Linked DNA regions of Homo sapiens: all the other regions are linked to region 2. A link is a contact called in ENCODE Hi-C or POLR2A ChIA-PET data. All regions are on one chromosome and are shown on one strand. Each heading gives the region's core, a stretch centred on a gene start or an enhancer-like site at or near the end of the contact. The rest is flanking DNA. Distances are from core to core; before and after follow the strand shown. Region 1 holds the start of DDR1 (discoidin domain receptor tyrosine kinase 1). Region 2 holds the start of TCF19 (transcription factor 19). Region 3 holds the start of LINC01149 (long intergenic non-protein coding RNA 1149).

Evidence for each region. Hi-C counts contacts between places; a loop is a spot of excess contacts on that map. ChIA-PET counts read pairs that join two places held with the same protein, here RNA polymerase II (POLR2A). Pooled maps may share reads with other maps.
Region 1: a map with no recorded cell type shows a loop between it and region 2 (11-fold over the local background). The contact joins the promoter of DDR1 here to the promoter of TCF19 in region 2. A Hi-C loop is called at or near these places in 1 of 37 single-sample maps with no recorded cell type and 3 of 50 pooled maps. POLR2A ChIA-PET finds 5 or more read pairs at or near these places in 1 of 52 experiments (K562).
Region 3: a pooled map shows a loop between it and region 2 (2.8-fold over the local background). The contact joins the promoter of LINC01149 here to the promoter of TCF19 in region 2. A Hi-C loop is called at or near these places in 5 of 50 pooled maps. POLR2A ChIA-PET finds 5 or more read pairs at or near these places in 3 of 52 experiments (B cell, OCI-LY7 and activated B cell).

Annotation. Positions count from the first base shown.
Region 1 is chr6:30,882,375-30,886,387 of GRCh38, reverse strand. It overlaps DDR1 (discoidin domain receptor tyrosine kinase 1), which reads right to left and starts at 1,869. Exons shown (of 18, transcript NM_001297654.2): 1 at 1,678-1,869. RefSeq lists enhancers at 984-1,491, 1,561-2,334.
Region 2 is chr6:31,156,181-31,160,122 of GRCh38, reverse strand. It overlaps TCF19 (transcription factor 19), which reads right to left and starts at 1,534. Exons shown (of 4, transcript NM_007109.3): 1 at 1,401-1,534; 2 at 416-1,226. The coding sequence starts at 653. It overlaps CCHCR1 (coiled-coil alpha-helical rod protein 1), which reads left to right and starts at 2,321. Exons shown (of 18, transcript NM_001105564.2): 1 at 2,321-2,738; 2 at 3,034-3,100; 3 at 3,179-3,392. The coding sequence starts at 2,523. RefSeq lists a silencer at 672-855 and enhancers at 2,079-2,579, 2,580-3,080, 3,814-3,942.
Region 3 is chr6:31,438,703-31,443,158 of GRCh38, reverse strand. It overlaps LINC01149 (long intergenic non-protein coding RNA 1149), which reads right to left and starts at 1,492. Exons shown (of 2, transcript NR_144465.1): 1 at 848-1,492.

The DNA.
Region 1 (4,013 bases), core at 620-3,119, 270 kb after region 2:
GCCGGGGAGCAGGCTGCCAGAGTCCCAGGAGACTGGCTTGGAATTCCTGGGTGCCGCTCTCCAACCCCACCTCTCTCGGGAACAGCGGGGCTCTTGTTCCCCTAAGTAACCTTCATGCCTATCCCAGATGAGTCATCAGAGCCACACAGAGCCGAGAGGAGCCCGGGGCAGAGATACAAAGGCAGGCAGAGGATACGAGGCAGGCGGAGACAGAGCGAGAGCCACAATGCAAGAGGTAAATAGAGCAGGCTCAGAAACACGGGGCACAGAGCCAAGCAGAGGAACACGGAGAAGCACAGAGACGTCTGGGCTGTCTGTTCTCCAACACCCCCAGTCACCTCATCTCTCTCCACTGGGTCTTCAGTCCACAGTCAGAGACCCAGAGGGCAAGAGAGGACAAGCCCAGAAGACCTTCCCCAATCCCACCCCCTTCCACTCCATTACAACCAAAGACAAACCAGGGGCCAGGCCACCCTGCCTCAAGCCCTTCACGCTCCTCTCCCAACCCCCAAGTCCCACTCAGACAACACCCACACAGCTCTGTACACACACACACGGTGAAACACACAAACTTACTGAACTGGCTGTAAACAGCGAGGCTAAATGTGGCATGCACACACCCACCTCTCAGTGTCCCTGACAACCCTCACAGAGTTTCTGAGACAGAGCAAACACAGAAGCTCATGCATACATCAACCCGTCCACACCTTGGCATTCCTTCAAGTCCAACCCCATCGCTCAGTGAATAGCCACCTTCAGACACCTGTGAACATGAAATGACAGACACCACATGCTCCTGTGACCAAAAGACAGCATGAGACACACACACCCGGGCCCTTGGGCACAGGATCCCCAGAGAACTGGGGCCCAGCCTCTAACACACATGGGTGACCAAGCCAGAGGGACGTCGAGGGGGCAGGGAACAGGTGGGCGCTGGGTGGGAAGAGTGGCAATAAGGACAACAGCCTTTCCCTGCCTTTCCACTCACTCCCCTTTCACCTGTCTCCACCACACCACTCAGTCCTGGACACACCTACAGGCCCTCAGCAACAGCCAGCGAGCTTGGGCGCCTGCCTCTGGCTGCTGGAAGCGCTGGGAAGAAATGTTCAGCCAAGAGCCAGGCATGGGGGGGTGGGACCCTGAAGCTGGCGCTCACCGGCAGTGACATTCTCTCATGCCAGAGCTAATTGACCATCCAGCCGGGAAGAGTGGTGTCACTGGTGGGTTAGAGTGGCAGTCCCTCTTTTTGCTGGACTGTGACCAGACTGACCAACTGGGTGTTGGCTGAGCGGAGGCTTAGCAGTTAGATGCCCGCAGGGACTGGCCAGGTGGAGGGCAGGCGATAGATGAGCTGACTCAGTGGGGCTGCACAGGAGCACCTCCTCCCGGGGCTCAGTTCCTCCGCACTGAGTGAGAGGGGACTTGCCTCAAGGCTGGAGGCTCAAAACTCTTTCTGGGAGGTCACGGGCTTCACCTCCACCCAGTCCCCGCCCCCGGTTTTCAGACGGTATGCCAGAGCATCGGGGAGGCGGGCAGGGAGGCTTAGAAGAGCTGGACGACCAAGCATGGCTCGGGACGTCCTGCCTCCCCCGCCCCTCGCCCTGCAGGCGCCGCCGCGCGCCCCCACCCCAAGAGCCCCAGGCCTCCGCCCGCGGGTTCCGCCGCCGCTCTCCCTACCTCTCATCGCTCTTCCCGGCAGACCCAGGCGTCCGACCCGGGAGCGGGGCCTCTTCGGCGGCGGGGCGAGGGGCGGGGGAGGCGGAGGGAGCCAGGAGCCGGGAGCCGGGAGCGGGAGGCGCCGGCGGGGCTCGGGTGTCGGGAGGCGGCTCCCGAGAGCAGCTGTCGGGGGCCTGTTCCGGGGAGAGGAGCCAGGGCTGGGGCGGCTCGGGCCCAGGCGCCGCCTCCCCCTCGCCTCGGCTCCCTCCCTTCCTCCTCCCGCTCCTCGCTCCCCTCCCTCCCCTCGGCCTTCTCGCCGCGCGTTCGGGCTCGCAGCCCTCCCTTCCCCCTCCCGGACCCAGTAGTCCCAGTGGCTCCCACGCCCGGCGCCGAGCTCCAGGCCCCGCGCCCGCCACGCCCACCCCGCGCGCTAGCGCCCGGCCCGGCCTCCCCCAGGTAACCCGCCCGCCAAGCCCGCCTGGGCGCTCCCAGGCCGCCCAGCCGCCCGCGCCGCTGCCTCCGGCCGGCTCCGCGCCCAGCCCCCTCCACCCACTCGCAGCCCACCCCCGCTTCCCCAAACGAGAACCTCCAAAGCTGGCGCCCCAGGGGGCTGGCTGCAGTCCCGCTCAGGGCCCACGAGGGGAAGACGCCCCTCCTACTTCTGGGATCGGTTCCTGGTGGGAGAGGCAAAGGGGAGCAGCCCCAGGGCACAGAGGAAGAAGCAGGTTCCCACAGGCTCGGCCCAGCCCAGCTGCGGGAGTTAGCCCAGAGAAGGGAGCAGAGCTCAGGTCTCAGGGCTCACCTGTCCAGCCAGGCCCCAGACTGCTCTTCTCCCTCCACCAACCTTTGCTCCTCTCTCGCAGCCTGTGCGCTCCCGCCCCTACGACCCAACCTGGAAGGCCCCAGACCCTGAAGGCGGGCCCACTCTCTTCTCCTTCTCCTCTCAGTTCCTCTCTCTGAAGGGCGTTCTAAGGGACCCGGGGGTCCAGACGCCCAGGCCCTGATTCCCCTGGGCTCCCAACGGAGTGGAGTGGGAGGGGGACTCAGGAGTCCTCAGGGCAAGCCTCCCTCAGGCCCAGCCAGCTCTGGCCGTAGTGGGCCAGAGGGTCTGATCACTGGCCAGAAGAGGCCAAAAATGAGGCCAGGACAAAGTTGAGTGGTCGGGAGGAGGAAGAAGAGGAGCAGGAGAAGGATGGAGGCACACTGAAAATCACACACAGTCAAAAGGAAGGGGACCAAGAGACCCAGGGAAGATGAAACAGTGAGACTGAGTAGGCAAAGCAACTGAGAGAGCTACTGGGCAGAGGATGGAGCGGGACAGAACAGCTTGTGGTGGGAGGTGCTTTTTCCCCACTCAGCACTACCTCAGCCCCTCACCTCTCTCCACACCCCCACACCTGCTCACCACCTAGACAATGTCACGGTCACAGGAAGTTCTCGCTCCACTGCACATCTCCGCCCCAGGAACCTCACAGTAGATAAAAACATACCCTGCTTGCAGTCCCAGACAACAATCCCAAGAAAGAAACACGAAGTCCCAACCAGACAAGTACACAAAAGCACTACCAGGAAGAAGCTGGCCCTTGGGAAAGGCCGAGGCACACATGGGCACTAGTTCAGAAGCCCAAGGACGTTCCAACGGCTGAGGGACCTGCTAACAGACAGCCCCAGGGTCACTCGAAGAGCAGCTTCTTCCCGCCTTCCTGTCCCACCAAGCCCCCAGGGATTCATTCCCCCAGAACACCTACCCCTCCAGAGAACAGCAGCTGGGGAATCTAGGCCCAGGAGACGCTGGACTGGGGGTGGGGCCAGCCTGGGGGTGGGGCCAAGGCTTCCCAAGTCACCTCACCTGGCAGCCCACAGCCCCTCCTTCCAGGAGCTGTGCTCTGGGAAAGCCCCAACAGGCCTGCCAGGCAAGCTACAGCCCGTCATACCCTGGTGGGACATTCCACACCCCAGGCCCACGCTGACCCCAGCTAAGTGGCATGGCAGTGCCAGACAGAGGGGTCCACTGGGGAGAGCAGAAGGAGCTAGAGAGTCCTGAAACCTTTGTCCCCTCTTCTCACTGCCTCAGGAGAAATTCCTAGTGGTGATGCCCACCTCGCCCCAGCTCTAGGCTGGAGGAGTGGGAGGGATGCAAGGCTGGGGCCCAGTGGAGTCAAGTGACAACGGAAAGGGAGCTGGAGCCAGCTGGAATGCGGGACTCGGAGCCGAGATTCCCAGGGGCCTGAGAGGGAAATCCCAGCCATCCTGGGGCCCAGAGAGCAGCACCAAAGACCAAGAGGGCCTGATTACCCATCCGTGGTCCCCAGAGCCCATTCCACATCTCCTGCATCACTCCGAACCCCAGAGGCCCC
Region 2 (3,942 bases), core at 285-2,784:
AATCTAGGCTTTCTGAGGCTAACTGCCTCAAGTCACGGAGAAAGACATGCCCAGATTATTAAAAACATTATTCAACATAGAACTGCCCTAACCCAGGAACAGAGTGCCTCAGCAAAGCTGGAAACTGAATCAAGTCTAAACTTGGCCTCTAGTGGCCTCAGAACATCCCCACTGTGATATCTTTCTGATGATATCCCAGGTCCTGTATGAGCTAAACGGGACCAAAAAGGGTCAGTCTGGCAGAGAGCTTCTGACTGTGCACACTTCTGGTGGGAAGATGAAGGTCTGGACCACGACCATCCATCCAATCTGATGGGAGTATGGGAGGCAGGCAGCAGGGTCTTGTGGAGACCTTACTCATTCCAGCCTGGCGCTTCAACCACCCAGGGGCAAAGCTGCCCTGCTTAATGCTCACCTTGGCTGCTGTGGTCTTCCAGGCTGACCCTCCAGTCATCACCCCGGGGCTCGGCATGCAGTTCGGCGTGGATCCCAGAGATGAGGCCAGGCTCCTGCTGGGGCCGCAGGGCCACATCACACAGGTCGGCCCTGTGGCCCAAGCGATAGGTGCAGCCAGCCCCGGCGGGGGGGTGGAAGGTGTAGAGATCACCGCCCCTGCCGCCCCCTATGCGCAGCAGTTGGAAGCAGGGCAGCATGGGCGGTGCCCCCTCTGCACCACCTCTTCCACTTCAGGCATCCATTTCCTTTCCCACTCCTGGGCCACGCACCGCTGGCTTAAGTTCGCTTCCCAGTCTGATGCAAACTTGAGTTGTGCTGTATGCGGTTTCAACTTTGAGCACACTACCTGAATAGCCCAAATTCAGAGTGCAAGCAGCCTAGGACTCAATGCAAAATTGGTTAAGCCGACTTGCAAATGAAAAATTCCAGGAAGGTCTCCGTGCAATGCAAACTCAGGAACACGTCCTATGGCACCTCACTTGAGCTGGATCCTCAGATCGCAAAATATTTGGGGAGCCTCCAATCTGCAAGGCAAGGATACTTTAGGCAGCTCCTGTGTGTGTCGGGGTGGCGGGGCGCGGGGAAGGAGGTCCTGTTATACACACGTCTACGTGCAATACGAACACATCACCTCTGTGTAATTCGGAGAAGAGTAGCTTCTTCCTGTCAAACTTGCTTATCCTAATAGAGCACTCCTGCTTGCCTGCGCCCCGATCTTCTGGCCAATCCCTCACTCATAACTGGTTGAACCTCCGAGGGCAATGAATCCACTGTCATCCCCCAAAAGAAAGTGCAAACGAGTCCTTAAGTACTCCAACAAATTGGACCTAAACCCCTACTTCCCGGCTTCTCTAGGTGGGATAAAAACAGGAAGGAGCTCCCCGCGATCATGCAAGGCATACCCGGCCTTTTCCCACTCCGCCCCAGCCCCGTTTCGGATCTACCCGCGCGGCGCAGTCTCCGAGTAGCCTCCTCTTCAAGCAGTGCCAGCCTGTGCGGCGGATCCCGGGACCCCTTGGGCTCCTCGGCAGGAGCCGACGTTGCTGCATCTGTTTGACAGCCAAGAAGCCGGGGCCAGGAGGGGCGCGGCCTCTGCGCGCGGGCAGCGCCTACCCCTCCTTCGGAATTCCCGGGCCCGAACTTCGCGCCGAGCGAGCCCGCCCCCGTGCCGTTCCCGATTGGCCAGCTCATGTGTTCTCTTCCGCGCCATTGGACAGCGCCCCAAGATCTCCCGCCTTCCACTTTTTCTGATTAGTTCACAAGTTTTCCCGGGTTGCCGCAGTGAGGAGGAGCCGCCTGGGCGCGGAGATGCTCCGACGCATTTAGTGGGCCCAAATTTAGACGCCACTGCGCCTGCGTACACCTTTCCCCCTCCTCCCAACAGAGTGAAATAGGACTTTAGGGCGCCCGCCTTGCGCAGGCGCGGTCAGGGGCAGAGGCGGGGCCGGGAGCGAGGCGTAGGGGGTGTGGCCAAAGCGCAGTAGGGGGCTCTCGCGGTTGGTAAGGGACGTTCGGGAAGAGTCGGTTGGGGGCGGGAAGGGGCTGAGCGGGGGTCCTGGGAGGGTTCAAGGGGTCCAAAGGGGAAGGGGGTACAGGGGCCAGGTGAAGGGACAGATGAAGAGATCAGAACAGCCTTAGAGCTCACGGGCTAACTGGGTGAAGCCTCGGGTATCTAGGGGAGCAGTGGTGGGAGAGTAGAGCCGGCTAGCGTACAGGGGGCGAGGGCAGGCTATTGAGAGATGGGGGTGAGGGTCAGGACCAGAATAATTCCTTCAGAAAAAGGTAGATTAGGTTGTAAAAAGGGACGGGAGTAGGGATCCCAGATTCGGGTAAAAAATAGATTAATGAGGGTGGGAGGGTGGGAGGAAGATCTTAAAGTGCCCACTATGTGTTAGGACTCGAGAAAGAGGAGGCGGGCAGCAGGCATGGAAGCTAAGGGGATAGTAGAGAGAAGCTGAGAGAACAGCCGCAGGAAAGATTTGAATAAGATGTCAGGACGCTGGCTTTTCTGCCTGGGGATCTAGGCGGCCTGGATTCCCAAGGTCTTGGGGAGGGTCTAGCCCTGCATGTGGCCACATTCAGCTGGGGCCAGGCCTTGGGCCAGCACTTTAACAGGGAAGGACCCAAGAGTCATGGCCTGCTGGTGTCTGGATGGGCTTCCCTCAGGCCTTGCTGAGCCATGGAGAGAACTCTGGAGATGGCGCTCAAGACCCCTGCACTGTGTACCTCCTTTCTCACCTCTGGCCAGGAGCAGCAGGGACCATAGAAACTTAAGGAGGAGGGTAGAGGCACTGCCCAGAATCCTGAAAGTATGAGTAAAGCCTCAGAGCCCCTCTCAGTCTGTCTCTTTCAGTAAATTCTCTCCACTTGATAGTTGCTTGGGTTCCATGAGGAACCAGGTTGAGACAAGCAAGTGAATTTGGGGTATCTCCTACTTTGGGGAAGTAGGAAAAGAGCTAAGCATCGGGTGGACCTGGCTATAATTCAAGGATTATGACTTTGTTATTGTAGGGGCTTTCTCTTTGGAAGGTGGCCTGAAAATTGAATTGGAGTGTCTTTGTTTCTCCTCTTGTCCAGGGGAACATAGATGGCTGGAGACAGAATCTAGAGCCTTCAAATAATGTGGAGATGTTTCCACCTTCAGGTCAGTGGGACCAGACAAGGGGAGTGGTGGTTGTCTCTGCCTGGGAAACTGACCATCTTTGTTTTTGTAATTCTTCAGGTTCCACTGGGCTGATTCCCCCCTCCCACTTTCAAGCTCGGCCCCTTTCAACTCTGCCAAGAATGGCTCCCACCTGGCTCTCAGACATTCCCCTGGTCCAACCCCCAGGCCATCAAGATGTCTCAGAGAGGCGGCTAGACACCCAGAGACCTCAAGTGACCATGTGGGAACGGGATGTTTCCAGTGACAGGCAGGAGCCAGGGCGGAGAGGCAGGTAGGGATCCATCCACGCCGTTTTCTCAGGCTTGCTTGCTAGTGACCCTTCCTCACTGGAATAAACTCCTTACCCTATTTCGGCCCTAGTTTCCAGAACGTACTCATTTTTATGTAAGCAATTAGTTCCTACAGTGCATAAATAATAAAGCAGTGTGCTAAGTGCTAGGGATGAGGATAACAATAGTGAATAAGACAAATCCTGACTTAAATTTGTAATTAATAAGGAATCTAAAATCCTAAGAGGGGAGATAGATTGACCACCAGCTGATGGTAAAGCATGGTATGAGGCAAGATGAAGAAGTGCAAACTAGAGGTAGAGACCCAGCACTGTGGCAGTGTGGGTTCATTCTGATGGAAGAAAGCCTTTACAGAGGACATGCTGTGGGAGCTGGCCATGCTGTCGTATTATCTGTAAACATTCTTATTCTTGTTTCATGTGTCTTTTCCCAGATGTACTGGGATATCATTCTGCCATTTTGCTCCAGAATAGGATTACATTAGAAGAAGCAGCATGATGAAGAAGGAATACTAGACTGGGTGTCAGGAGA
Region 3 (4,456 bases), core at 243-2,742, 280 kb before region 2:
AGGAATTTAAATTAGTACAGCCACTATAGAAGACAGTATGGAGAGTTTTAAAAAATCTAAAAATAGAACCACTATATTATCCAGCAATTCGGGGGTGGGTTTGGAAAGTGCTGGAGTTCAGGGATCAGGGTTGGCAGAGAGCAGGGCCTGGGGGTGCTTGGGTAGCTGGAGGAGAATGAAGGAGGCAGATGCCTGGGTACCAGGGTATCAAAGTGAGGGAAGTGCGGGGCTGTCCCAAGAGGGCAGGAGACTAACAGAAGAATTCTTGAGACCTGTTGGGAATAGGGAAGGGTGGAACCCTCAGGATCCAGGGCAAGGGGTCAGAATCTTGGGCCAGGCTCATCGCTGAGCTCTTTGTAACCCACCACCATCTTCAGACTCCCAGCTAAGTTGTGCACGTATCCTCCAAGAGCATCTCCTTGGCTGCCAGCAGAGGGACCTGCTCTCTGCCTGTGACCCTGTGGCCACTGGGCCTGGCAAGGTAGCTCCTGCTGTCAAAGACAATGAAGAGGCAGCCATCCAGCAAGCCGAGTGCTGTGACCCCAGGCTTCCCGGGGCTGGACTCTGCTAGGACAGTAAGGCCCGAGCACAGAAAGTGGGGCCCTCAACCTACCAGGGCTGGGCCCCTTAGCCCCTGTCCTTCACTCTCTTTTCTTCAGGATCCTAGGAACTCCCTCCTGCTTTACACACACCTACACACACACACACACACACACACACACACACACACCCCTTCTAAAGAAACACTTCCCACTTTTCTCTCCTCCCTGACTCCTTTCACCCTCCTCCTTTTTCCTCCTCCTCTTCCTCCCCCCCCCTTATAAAGAAAAAGGTTTAATTGACCTACAGTTCCAGTGTTTGGTATGATTCCTTCTTCTCTTATGATCCATTTCATCTCCCTTCTGCTCTCTGGAGCCTCCCTCCTTCCTGGACCGAGGCCCCAAGGTTGGAGCTCACAGACTGATTCCTGGGATGAGCAGCCTCCACCTGCAGGAGCAGTGGCAGGAACAAGGGAGGGGACAGGAGGCCAAGGTCCCATCCTGGAGGCTGGGGGACTGGGTCGTGCATTAGCAAGGGTTTGGGGTTGAGTCAGCTCCAGACCTGATCCTGCTGTTTTGGTCTGGAGGCCTCCCTCTGCCCTGAGACAAAAGTCCAGTCAATCAGTTGTGGGAGAAAACGTTCATATCAACATGGATTTTGGGAAGCTGGATGAACTCAGAGCCTGACACGAGACCGGGAGACTCTCTTCTGTGCAGAGTCCCGTCCAGGTGCGGGGAACAGGGGGAGAGCCTGGGACGTCCTGGCTGGGGAGAAAGGGGAGCGGGGTCCTCTGTCTTCAGTCCTGTGGCCACACGGGGGCGCCGCCACAGTGCTCTCGGATTCTGACTGAGCGCTTTCGGGGACCAGGCTGCGGGCTGAGTGGGGCAGACGGGGCTGATCCTGAGGTCATCCACGCCAGGATGGAGGCGTCTCCTGAGCAGCCCTGGAATCCACAGGACTCAGGCTAGATTTGCTTGTCCTGCAACGTGAGGCAATTGTGAAGTAACAAGGTCTGGCTCTAGAATTCTTATGGCGAATACGGCTGTCATAAAATCCAACCAGAATGAGAGTCCAGCGCCTGAGTTGACTGTCCTGGGCACACCCGGCTTTGACGGGGTTGCCAAAAACTTAACTTTGGCACTCACAGAAATTTCAATGATTGTGGAAAACTCCGAATAAGTGTGTACGATTTCATTTCTGATGTCTCTGGCGCTTTTGAAAGGCCAGAAAGAGCCATGCAAAGAGGCTGAAAGCCTCCTCTGGGAATTCTCAAATCCCTTTTCATAGCAGTAAATTGTACCTAGAGAGCCAAGACTGAAGGACATAGAGAGAAGGATCTGGAGACGGAGCCGTCTTTTCTGAGCAGCACGGACGGGGCTGTCAGGGCGCTTTTCCCCTCTGTGTTCAGCAGGATGGACTCTGCAGTGAGGCGCAGCCCCTGTCTCCCGGGAGCCTCAGGGCCACACATCCTCCCGATGCCCCATGTCAGGAGCATCTTTTTCCTTATCTTGTTTTTCACGACTCCTTTCCTTTTTCTGTCCTGTGGCTACTAATACAACAGACAGACAAGATCTTATAAGACCAGATAAAAGATGTCACTGATGATGGCTAAGACATGATTATGAAGGAACAGTGGAAGATACAGACAGAGCAAGAGAAAGAGACAAAACACAGAGAAAGAACAGAAATAGAAAAACACAGAAAAAGAATATCCATCCATCTATCCATGCTTCTGTCTACCTATCTACCTCCTTGCAAGGTAGGTACATCAACACTTTTTTTTTTTTGAGATGGAGTCTCGCTCTGTCACCCAGGCTGGAGTGCAGTGGCATGATCTCAGCTCACTGCAATCTCCGCCTCCTGGGTTCAAGCAATTCTCTGCCTCAGCTTCCCAAGTAGCTGGGATTACAGGCGTCTGCCACCATGCCCGGCTAATTTTTGTATTTTTAGTAGAGATGGGGTTTTACCATGTTGGTCAAGCTGGTCTCGTACTCCTGACCTCGTGATCCACCCACCTCGGCCTCCCAAAGTGCTGGGATTACAGGCATGAGCCACCGCGCCCAGCCACATCAACACTTTTAAATTCATGCTCCAATAAAATCACAAGCTTTTTTTTGCTGGCTCACACCTGCCTCCTTCATCCAGCTGACTGATGTATTTGCTGAAGTCTTGCCATGTTCTGCACTGGGTACTGAGCATTGGAGTCTAAACAGGAACAGATCCCTGTGATGCACTCACATGGGGCCCTTTACTGTCCCGTCCCTGGCTGTGAGACATCCTCATCTCCCTGAGGCTCTTCTTTCTGGTTACTGGGAGAAGTTCCCGGCCCGCCTCCCTACTGACACCTGAGAGACTCCAACATCCTGGAACATCACTATCTTCGAATCGAGCACTGATTTTCAGCATTTATCCTGTGTCCACCACTTGAGTACTAAATACCCTTTTGATGATTTTCTCATTTAGAAGCTGCTAGAGAAGGATGCGGTTGTAACTTCAGGCATGTTGTTTAAGAGAAATCTAAAAATTAGGAAAATTCATGGAAAGGGCCTTTTCTGCTTACTTTCAGAACACTTCTTGTTCATCTTCTCATTGAGTTTGATTGCTGGAAAAGTGGCTTCCATATCCCCTGACTTAATGCAAGTAGTGGAAACACCTGCTCAGTGAACAAGTACTTTGGAAAATGCCCTCAGAACTTCACACATCAGAAAAACATGTGTGTCTCCCTGCTCAACCCTGGAGTTGCCAATATGCTACATGTTAATTCCTCACTGACCTTACTCAAGCCCTCTGGAAGAGAATGGTGCTCCTAAAAATGTCCCAGTGGCATGGGACAGCAAATTCCTCTGTGCTCACTGCAAGAAAGCACACAATTCAACTTTTCAATCCCATTGAGTATCTGAAAATGAACTGTATTTTCAATGTATTCCCCTCCAGAGAGTACATTGCAGAGGAAACCTGTTCAAATCCACAAATGATTTTGAGTCAAGAAGCTAAATATGAGGTCCTTCAAGAAAAGTTAAGAGATTCCCTGACCTTAAATTTCATGTTGCACTTATAAGATGGACCTGTTAGCATCTGTCCCCACCTCTGGGTACCCGGCAGAATGTGCTGTCTTTTGGGACTCAGGGAGATAGTCACCCACACCAGGAGCACCAAATAAATCCCTAGGAGGGACTCCATGGTCCACCCAGGAGCCTCCTCAAGCAACTTCTTCCCCCAAATAACCTTGAAGTCCTAGAAATCAACTAAGAAAAAAGATATCCATGTCTTTGATTTAAAAAAAATAATGAAATGCCAACAGTCCAGCACCCAATAGGGAAGCTATGAGACTACATTTTCTGCATGTGGAGAAGACACATCTAATGGAGAAATGGGAAACTGCTTCAAAAGTGTTGGGCCACAGTGAGAGAATGTGGTTGTCACCACCACCACCCACTGCCCACTCACTCAGTAACCCCTCCCCATTTTAACAAACACACCAATGATGAGAAACACTTTGTACCTTCCTCTACTGTAATAAGCCTATTATCATGTCATCTCCTGTGGTTGATTTTTTCACTTAAGGATGACCTCTGGGCTTGTGATGGGAGAGGTTGCTGTGAAAGTCTCTGACATTCCCTGGAGATATTTTCCCCATTGTCATGGTGATTGACATTGAGCTCCCCCTTACTGATGCAAATTTCTGCAGTGGGCTTGAATTTCTCTCCAGAAAATGGGTTTTTATTTTCTATTGCATCATCAGGATGCGAATTTTTCAAACTTTTATGCTCTGCTTCCTCTTGAACACTTTGCTGCTTAGAAATTTCTTCTGGCAGATACACTAAATCATCTCTCTCAAGTTCAAAGTTCCACATATCTCTAGGGCAGGGGAAAAATGCTGCCAGTCTCATTGCTAAAGCGTAGCAAGAATCACCTT